Linked DNA regions of Homo sapiens: region 1 is linked to region 2. Evidence: read pairs that join two places in POLR2A ChIA-PET (ENCODE). Cell type or tissue: PC-9. All regions are shown on one strand. Links, peaks and the distances in the headings refer to the core of each region. The heading gives the core; the rest is flanking DNA.

Evidence for each region. Peaks named below come from ENCODE experiments on the same cell type or tissue, not always from the same donor. Only the 100,000 strongest peaks of a DNase experiment are listed, where the experiment ranks them.
Region 1: POLR2A ChIA-PET joins it to region 2 with 10 read pairs; 2 of 35 experiments call an interaction of 5 or more read pairs at or near these places.

What each region holds. Positions count from the first base shown.
Region 1 is chr2:142,854,560-142,859,943 of GRCh38, reverse strand. It overlaps the pseudogene RRN3P4. Among named protein-coding and RNA genes, the nearest start is that of KYNU, 20 kb to the left of the region's middle. In PC-9, for the core only: no CTCF peak of the experiment used is centred there; a DNase peak (open chromatin) is centred at 1,983; H3K4me3 peaks cover 724 bases; H3K27ac peaks cover 2,783 bases.
Region 2 is chr2:142,912,483-142,917,866 of GRCh38, reverse strand. The region is part of intron 2 of KYNU (kynureninase); the gene reads right to left. It also overlaps the pseudogene STIP1P1. Among named protein-coding and RNA genes, the nearest start is that of KYNU, 38 kb to the right of the region's middle. RefSeq lists an enhancer at 2,416-3,291. In PC-9, for the core only: no CTCF peak of the experiment used is centred there; no DNase peak of the experiment used is centred there.

The sequences.
Region 1 (5,384 bases), core at 77-5,076, 58 kb after region 2:
GCAGAAACACTTCTTCACTTACAAAGAGAAATGTGGGCTATTGTCCATATAAGCATGTTTTCCATAACAAAGATTAGAAATGTTAAACATAAGAAAATGAAGAGACACAATATGTGATATGCATATGATGGAATACTATAGAACAGTAGAAAGAATAATATCTATCTATATCGACAGAGATATCAAAAGTAAAATATTCAGTAAAAACCACAATCATGACATTTTCATGATACGTAGTATATAATGCAATTTTGATCATAAAACATACAAGCATATACTATATATTATTCAAAAATCCCCATGGGTATAAATAATGGCATGGACAGTGGTTTGGGAAGAATGCAGATTATGAAAGAAATAATCAATGCTTATTCTAAGAGGGAATTCGATTAGGAATGGATCAAAGGAAAGAAAATAAGATATATGTGTGTATGTGTTTGCGAGAGGGAGAGAGAGAGATTGAGGGAAAAAGAGAGGAAGTGGGAAGACTTCCACACAACATAGTCCTCAAAACTGCAATAATAGACAACATAATAAAAGAAAAGCAAAATAATCATAGCTGGGATTCAAAGAAGACATACTTCTGTGGATAAGAAGTAGAAAAACAACAACAAAACCCTAAGTAGGGCTGAAGTTATGGGCCTAAAGTGCTCTGGATCTGGGTAAAAAGAAAAAAAGATACAAGTTTGGCTCCCGTAGGAGGCAGAAGTGCCTCTTACAAGTTGGGCTACTGGAACTATGACTGTTACTTTTGAAAAACAGAATTGAGTGGGTGGGCATGATTTGAGTAAGGCAATTAGAGTGGGAGGAGAGAGAGAATATTAATAATCACATGAAATTATTTCTTAAGTCTACAAAGTAAAATTTCAAATTATATTAAGTAGCATAACACTCAGAAAGACATACACAATGATTAAGCACTCAGATGACAAATTTCTTCCACATCAAATTATGGTCAGAGGAATAAGTGTGTTTTAGATTATTTAGGAAGTAAAAAACAGGAAGATTGAAACAATAAAATATGAGTATAAAAGAAACATCAATTAAAATCTTGATAATAAAAATGCAGACACTAAAACGTACATAGATTCAACTTTAGGCTGAGCACAATTGGATAGAGAACTAGTAAAGACTAGGACTTTAGTTGCACTTCAATAAAGCATGTAGGCTGACCAAATAACATACTTACTGTATTTATTATTTGATTTCCAGCATCCCCAATCTTTTTCCCCCAGAATGGAGCTCACAAAATACCCTTTTCTTGGTTGGGGGATCTCTCTCCTCCATAGTGATACTTGAGCAATCTGTTCTAGTTATTGTTTGGTTTTAATTCGATCCATTTCTCCTCTAACCGGTGTAGAATAATATGGTTTTGATTATTTGCGTATCATTAGATAGCTTTATTTGCTCTGACAGATGAATGATTCAGGGCTGGGTATAGAGTCTTGATTACAGTCCTTTTCTCTCTCCCTTCTCTCTCTCTGTCTCTGTCTCTCTTTTTTTTTTAAAGTGAGAAATCTTTTTAAAATTGGGATACCTCCTTTTATTGGCATAAGAATGAAGGTTCTGGATTAATCATACCATTGCTTTATTTTCACAATGGATTTTTTTTTCTCAAACTCTTTCAAAGCTAAACAGACTTATTTGTAAATAGGTCCTTCTGTGTTAAAACTGCTTTCCAACCCACAAAGATTACACTTACTCTTAACTTCTCTAGATACAATTTCATTTACTCATTTTATCCAACTTACAAAAAGCCACTTTTTGTCGGCAATTAAAAAAGAACCATGAGGTTCTCAAATGACTTTCCACCAAGTCACCAAAATCAAATCACCAATATCCAAATTTTTTTAAGCAATGACAATTTCTGTTTTCCAAAAAACATATTTATAGACTGAAATTCAAACTCTATATTGCCACCAGTGTAATTATGCAATAGCATACAAAGCCTTAGGATAGAGGGTGTGATTCATTACAAAATATTTGTGGTCAAGAAAATATTGCCTGTCTTTAAATAAATAGAAGGGGCAGAAAAATAAATATGCTTGAAGATGGTTATTTTCACAAGTAAACAAAAAAGTACACATTTAAAAAACAAAGCAAAAATATACTTGAACTTCACAATGACTCGGGCAGTGCTTGGGCAAATTTGTTATAAAGCAAGGTTTCATCTTAGACTTCCCCTCTCTCCCAGTGTTTAGTTGTGAAAATAGAAAAAGAGGCTTGTAGAGAAGGATTTCACCAAGCTGAATCCATGATAGGCATAGCTATTGGATAAAGACTGCCATAGTAAGTTTGGCCTATTATTGGCCTATTATTGCTAGCAAAACCATTCCACCGAATAACCTCCATTTTTTTTTTTTTTTTTAAGAGATGGGGTCTTACTCTGTCACTCAGGCTGGAGTGCAGTGGTGCAAACACAGCTCATTGCAGCTTCTACCTCCTGGGCTCAATCCATCCTCCTCCTCAGCCTCCAGAGTAGCTGGGACTACAGGCATGCACCAACACGCCCAGCTAATTTTTGTGCTTTTTGTAGAGACAATGTTTTGCTATTTTGGCCAGGCTGGTCTCAAATTTCTGAGCTCAGGCAATCCACCTGCCTCAGCCTCCCAAAGTGTTGGGATTACAGGCGTGAGCCACACCATGCCCGGCCCTAATTTTTTTTTTTCCTGTTTGAAAAAAGAAATTCTCAAAATAACCAAATGATGCAGGTCAAAAATAACTCTATCTAACTGCTACCAAAGAGCAATTCTAGTTCTAACGGGACACTTGAAAGCTGAAGAGTAAAATATGATGTAATTTTTTTAATGCAAGCCCAAGCCTACTTTCAGTCAACGTGAATTACATTTACCTGGATCTCCACTTTTTTTTTCAAATTCATTTTTACACCATGAAAGTATATTATTTGTCTGATTCTGTTTCTCTAATCTCTCTATCTCTTCCCTACTGGCTGTTATTGGTTTCTGGGGTCCCTAGAGATCTCCTTCAGTGCCAGCTCCAACTCTCTTTGTCCCAGACCAGGTTTGGATGTCTCCCCAGTTTCCATTTCCTCTGCACCCTACTGAAATTCCAACACACAACTAGAGCAGGAGGTAAACAATGCAGCAAAAATAAAACATTCTAGTTAAAGTCTTTAAATAGAGGATTTATCTTAAAGGATTCTTCATTGAAAGTAGATCAGCAAAGTTCTGTGAATGTGGCTCTGAAAAAAAATCCTGTGTTAAAAAGGCAGTCTGTCAAAATAGGCTGCTGTCTATATTAGAAATTACACAATAATTATCTCAAAAAGCTGTAATGCATAAGAAAAGTACTTTTCTTTCTTTCTTTCTTTTTTTTTTCTTTTGTTTTTGAGACGGAGTCTTGCTCTGTCGCCCAGGCTGGAGTGCAGTGGCATGATCTCGGCTCACTGCAAGCTCCGCCTCCCAGGCTCATGCCATTCTCCTGCCTCAGCCTCCTGAGTAGCTGGGACTACAGGTGCGTGCCACCGTGCCTGGCTAAGTTTTTGCATTTTTAGTAGAGCTGGGGTTTCACCGTGGTAGCCAGGATGGTCTCGATCTCCTGACATTGTGATCTGCCTGCCTGGGCCACCCAAAGTGCTGGGATTATAGGCGTGAGCCACCACCACGCCTGGCCAAGAAAAGTACTTCTTAAACAAACGAGCAAAGTATTTATCATTTATCATCAACCCCACCATAAAATATTACACATGATATTCAGTCTTCTAATTTTGTCTCTAAGGGGAACAAAAAAGCAAAAAAAAAAAAAAGTCTGTTCAGATGCTGAAGTCTAACTTGAAAGTATGATGCCTGAGTCAGGTGCTCATTCTAGTTCAATGCAGTGCCCAAACAGCATAAACAGTTGCTAAAGAACATGATGAGTGATGGGGAAGAATGCTGCATCTCAATCACAAATCCTCGAGATGAGAAGGAACTGGTCTGGCAGGTGTAACACAGGTGGGGAGCCCACACTACTTGAAGGACTTTGGAAATGTGCATCGCATCAAAGTGGCTCGGTATAATCCCGATCATGGTATCATTTGGGGGAACTTCACCTTTCAAAAGATCATCTCCATCTTTTTCCATCTCCTTTTTCATAGGTTTCTTAAACTCCTGAAGCTCTTCGACACTTATGTCTTCCCATATCTGATAAATAGAATCAATGACTTTCCTTGACTGCTTAAGCGCACAAGGATCAAAGGGGAAGAAGGCGTCCAATGGGTTGGTGCACGTTCACACCGAGTCTCCTCCAGCTGTATTTCTGGCCGTTGTTCCTCTCAATGATAGTGTAGCAGACTAGCTGATATTTATTCGTGACAGCAGCAAATAAGTTAACCACTGAGGGCAGGCAAATATTCAGAGGATTTAGCTGCCTAGTCACTATCCCTTAAAAATGTAGGCACTGAAGACATCTCAAACCTTCTTTCAGGTTTACGCTTAAAAGTTGCTTGTGTCTAAAAACAAAGGTGTGGAACACAGCTTGGAAGGCTGAGTAAAATGTTTGATGGAGAGCAATATCACAAAAAGCCTTCATTCTCAGATCCTGGTTAGTAAGGTATTTGTGTGGCCAGTTAACCGAAAGACCTAGGCATGATTTTATAGTTGTAATGAGAGGAATGAATTTAGCTTTTGCCAAAGAGCTTCCAATATAATTTCCAGCAGCTCACCTGATGATGACAGGATTATTTGGATCCTGCATTTTTTTTTCCCAGAGACGTTCCAAAAATGCTTCTGAGAGTCGCAATTTTAAGCCACAGAGGTAAAACATAAAAAACTGTACGTGACAGGAGGCAGGGGTTTGTCAAATATGTTTATCAGTTTGTGATATATTATAAATCCTTTATTTTGTTGTTATCAACCTTACCATGTATTTTACATAGCAGACATACTTCAAGTACTGCAAAAGCAAAGACAGCAGGGTGTCCAGGCATTCAGCTACAGGGTGCACCATCTGACCGAGCCATTTGGAGTCAGCCTTAGAAACAGTCTCTTCATCTTCGTTCATATTGAACAATCATTCCATGGAATCTGTCCCACCACAAGTTTGAGCTGCTGTTTCCTCAGCATCTTCAATATCATGCCAGAATGTATTCACATCCAATTTGAATAGATTTTTAATAATAAGCTTCAGAATTTCATTCCTCAAGGTTGGAAAGTATATACTAATCTTTAGTAAGTTATGAATGTAACATTCCAGTGTTCTCTCTGATTGAACAAATGGAAATGTTTCCACCAGTATGGGCAAAAGAAACCACAGTGCCAGTGGGACATATCTTGCTGTTATTTGTAAGGTTGTATGACGTGTGTCAAAATCTGCAGGAAGATAATCATCTCCATCATCAGAATCTGAAACATTTACATGGCTCTTCTTAATGATCATTCAAGGAG
Region 2 (5,384 bases), core at 199-5,198:
AATCATTAAGTACTATGTTGGTCTTTACTTCAGACTACTTAATTAAACCTTTAAAGACTTTTTAAAGACATACCATCTATTTCAACCTGATCCCTTTTATAGATATTGTTTTTCATTGGCATCTTTTAAGCCTGACCAATAAAATATATGTATATATTGTTTACACATGTGTGCCAGAAGATTCCTCTTGGTTAAGGTATCCATTATTTCCTGGATCTAGGATTAGATATGCCTCCCCATTTCCCATCCTCAAGGTTATCATGTCAGCCAGGCACAGTGGCCCATGCCTGTAATCCCGGCACTTTTGGAGGCAAAATTGGGAGGATCACTTGAGCCCAGGAGTTCAAGACAAGCATGGGCAACATAGTGAGACTCCATCTCTATTTAATTTTTTTTTTTTTAATAAAAGGTTATCACATCAATGGTTTGGACATTACTGATAATCTCCTTATAGCTTGAGTCCAAGTTTAGTGCCTTTGGGATTATATCCACAGTTTTCATGGCTCCTGTGCTTTCTCTACACAACCCTTGAGAATATGGGAGCTCTGGGTTCATCCATAGTTCCCAGTCCTTCAGTGCCAACTGCTGACTCTTGCACAACTCAATGTCGTGTGGATTCTGTTGCACATCTTGTTTAGTATTTAATGCTTATGAAGTGGGAGAGGGTCCCCTTTCTGAAGCATTTATTGTATTTACCTTTTTTTCCCAAAGGCAAGTCAGGATTAATGTACACCAGTCAATCCTGTTCTTTAGGATTATTTTCTGTCTCCTCTACTGACAACTTTTTTAGCATATTGTGGGTTTAGTGCTATGCTAAAACATTTATTGTAGAGATTGTGATATTATTACATTTTTCTTTAAAGTAGGTATTGCCAATTAGGGCATACATTTTTTGCAGTTTCTCAATGGTCCTCTTGGTTTTCTCTCTCACTTCAATGGCCTTTTCACAAAGGCCGTGGAGCTTACTAGAACTTTCCTTTTCAAAGTGAACTGCTTGATTAACACATGTCCTGTTAGTAAATCCCAAAATTTTGGTTAAGTCACAATGCTTCAAGACCGCAGTTCACTCTTCTTGTAGGTATTGTTTTCCAACTCTTTCTTTTAGTGCCTTTGCTTCTTATTCCCTGGAAAGTCTTCCTGCATTGAATTTAGCCTGATCTTATTAGAGGGAGGAAAAGGGGGGTAAGGTGTCTCAATTTCTTCCTCTTAATCCATACTGTCCAGATCTACTCTGAGTAAACACTGAGAGGTGTCATGATCTGGGGATCCTGTGGGTTCATGTTCAGATCAGCATCATTTGCTGCATTTGTTCTGTTAATACCCAGCAGGCAGGATCTGTAACCAGTACCCTTGTTTTAAGCAAGGCAAGGCAAACTTTTTCTGTAAAAAGCCAGAAAGTAAATATTTCAGGCTTTCCAAGCCATACAGTCTCTGCTGCAATTCCTCTTTTTTGTTATGATAGGATTAAAAAAGCCATAGATAATTAAAAAATAAATGTGGCAGTGATCCTAAAAACTTTATTCCAAAAAGAAGGCAGAGATTTTTGAGCCTTGTCTTAGGGTCACACTTCAAATTCTGGCACAGATTGGGCATGTTAAAAGAGTTCATCAGTTCCCCCTATCAGCCAAGTCTCCACATTCAGTAAATCCTCCTTGAGCTGGGAATACTTGCTTCATGTAACAAGCCCCCCTAGTTTACTAGGGCTTCTAGAACTAAAGCTTCTGGGTAGCTTAAACATAAATTTATTGTCTTACAATTTTGCAGGCTCTGAGTCCAAAATCAAGTGTTGACAAGGTTGATTACTTTCAAGCACTGTGATGGAAGAATATGTTCTAGGCCTCTCTGCTTGGCTTACAGATGGCCATCTCTTGTGTGTTTGGCCTTCTCCCAGTATGCCTGTGTGTTTCCCGATTTCCCCCTTTTATAAGAACATCACAACATATTGAATTAGGGCCCACTCTAATATCTCATTTTAACTTGATTATTTCTGTAAGGACAGTATTAGGAACAGGTGGTTAGGCTGTCAACACATGAATTTTTAGGGAACATAATTCAACCCATAGCACTCTGCTTAAAAGTTCACTTGACTTCAAACTTGTTTACGAGCTCAAGATTTTCAGCTTTTAACAAGCAGGGCTTGCTCCAGTTAGTCCTTAAGTCAACAGTGTTAGAGCCATTCTTCTGGAATGCTCCTTTCTTTGAAAAGGCTACAGTATGATTGCTATAAAGCTCATGGTTCTGAAAACTCACTTTATTGCTTGAGGAGCATTTTAGTGCATCAAAAATGTCCACCACTGTGGACCTTATGAGCTTACTCTTTTAGTTTATATGAAGCTTAACCTAGGAACTAGTTTCAAAATATCAACATCACTTCAGATTTAAATCTTCTCCCCAGCCCTAGCTCATGCTTGACTTAAGTTCAGGAAACTGCAGTTTGGAACAAAGGAATGTGTCTATTAACAATTTATTTTCTTGTTCCTCACTGCTGCTGCTTCTTATTCCTCCAATGGAGTGGAAAAAGAAAGGCAAGAAAATCTTAGTCCAGCTTTGGTGCTTTTTGGTTAGCTCTTTCCCTTATGAAGTATTTTTTCTGAGTTCATGAAAATCTCCTTCCCACTGGAGACCTCCAATCTCCAGTTTCCTGAAGTAGTTAATGAATACTTAAGCTGATGTCTCACGATCTGCTCACTACCACCACTTCCCACCTCATACAATATATTTCTAGAATATTTATGCAAAAATTACCACAACTCAACAAGCAGACTTCTCAGGTATGACCCTTTTGCAGTATATTTTTGTTATAGGAGTTATTAAGAAATTATTTTAGGCAGATAGAGATGAAAAGGCGTCCTTGGGAAGTTTTTGTTTCTTTTAAAGCAGCTCCAGAAATGTTTCTTGTCTAACAGGAAAGCCCCGGCTCTTAGAGCCTGCAGGCAAGCTTTAATATGCAAATAAAGGCCATTAGAAACTGGGTCCACCAAACATGGTGATTTCCCTTGTCTTCCTCTTGTCCCCACATGTGCCTGGCAACATGGCTGCCCTCACATATCCCCACAACTGGTCTCTAGCACAGTCAGAACACACACAACATTTATTGATAAAGTTCACCATCTTATACGGACATAGCTCATGTTGCCCCAAGATAATGACAATAATAACATCAAAGAGAACTGATCACAGATTACTATTACAGATATAATAATGAAAAAGTTTGAAATATTGTGAGAATTGCCAATATGTGCCACAGAAACACAAAGTGAGCACATGTTCTTGGAAAAATGATGCCTATAGACTTGCTGGAATTGGAGTTGCCACTAACTTTTAATTTGTAAAAAATGCAGTATCTGTGAAGCACTCTAAAGAAAAATGCAGAGCTCCCCAGATATGGGCAGTTTTCCAATCTGGAAAACAGGTGAGGTGCTCAAGATGGCTGACTAGAAGTAGCTAGTATATGCTGCTCTCATGGAGAGAAAACAAAGTGGTGAGTAAATGCTACGACTTCAAGTAGATCATCTAAGATGTCATGTTGGGATTCAACAAGAAAGCAAGAGGACTCACAGAGAAGAGAGGAGCAAAGCCAAGGACTTGCCCACCTGGGACCAGTACAGACCTGGGGAAAGTTCCCTAAGTCAGGAAAGGGTTGATGAGTGAGAGTTCCCAGGGGATCCAAACATCTGCCATGGACCTTTGCAATCCTGGGCATGGGAGAAGCCCTTGACCTCAGTGGAACTCCAAATCAACACAGAGACCAGCCTGGAATCTTTGCAGGGGTACCACTTAAGCCCAGTGGAGCCGCACAGGCCTTGGATCCCTGAGCAGCTAGGCATCAGCTGCCATAGCCCCAGTAGAAGCTACTGTAATGGTGCCAAGGAGTGGCCAGACTGCCTAAGCCAATAGCAATAAAACAGGTCAAAGAAGGGCAATACATAATGATAAAATGTTCAATGCAACAAGAATACTAAACTATCCTAAATATATACATAGCAAACACTGGAGCACCCAGATTCATAAAACAAGTACTTCTAGACCTATGAAAAGACTTAGATGGTTAACAATACTAGTAGGGATTTCAACACCCCAAAGAGAGCATTAGACAGATCATCAAGTCAGAAAACTAACAAAGACATTTTAGACTTCAATTCAACACTTAGCCAATGGGACCTAATAGACATCTACAAAACATTCCACCCATCAACCACAGATTATACATTCTTCTCGTCTGTGAACAGAACATACTCTATGATTGACCATATGCTTGGAGATAAAGCAAGTCTCAATAAATTCAAAAAATTGAAATCATACCAGCCATACTTTCAGACCACAGTGGAATAAAAGTAGAAATCAATACCAAGAAGATCTCTCAGAAGTACACTATTACATAGAAATTAAGCAACTTACTCCTGAATGACTTTGGGGTAAACAATAAAATTAAGGCAGATATCAAAAAAAAATTTGAAATAAATGAAAACAGAGACACAACCAACATGCCAAAATCTCTGAGATGCAGCAAACACAGTATTATGAGGAAAACTTATAGTGCTAAGCACCTACATCAGTAAGTTAGAATGATCTGCAATTCCCAATTTAGTAACACACCAAGAGGAACTAGAAAAGCAAGAACAAACTAACCCCAATGCTAGTAGAATAAATAACTGAAATCAAAGGAGAAAACGAAATCAACTCCTAAATATTCATAAAAAGGATCAATGAAACCAAAAGCTGTTTCTTTAAAAGGATAAACAAAATCAGCAGACTACTATCTAGATTAAAAAGAAAAAAACAGAGGATTCAAATATGCACAGTCAGAAACAACAAAGATGACATTACAACTAATCCTGCAGAAATACAAAAGATCCAGCCGGGAGCGGTGGCTCCAGCCTGTAATCCCAGCACTTTGGGAGCTGAGGTGGATGGATCACGAGGTCAGGAGATGGAGATGATCCTGGCTAACATGGTGAAACCCTGTCTCTACTAAAAATACAAAAAAAAATTAGCCAGGTGCAGTGGCGGGCACCTGTAGTCCCAGCTAATTTGGAGGCTGAAGTAGGTGAATGGCGTGAACCCGGGAGGCAGAGCTTGCAATGAGCCGAGATCGTGCCACTGCACTCCAGCCTGGGTGACAGAGCAAGACTCCATCTCAAAAAAAAAAAAAAAAAAAAAAAAGGAAGAAAGAAATACAAAAGATCCCAGCTGGGTGCTGTGGCTCATGCCTGTAATCCCAGCACTTTGGGAGGCCGAGGTGGGCGGATCACCTGAGGTTGGGAGTTCGAGACCAGCCTGACCAACATGGAGAAACTCCATCTCTACTAAAAATACAAAATTAGCTGGGTGCGGTGGCACATGCCTGTAATCCCAGCTACTTGGGAGGCTGAGGCAAGAGAATC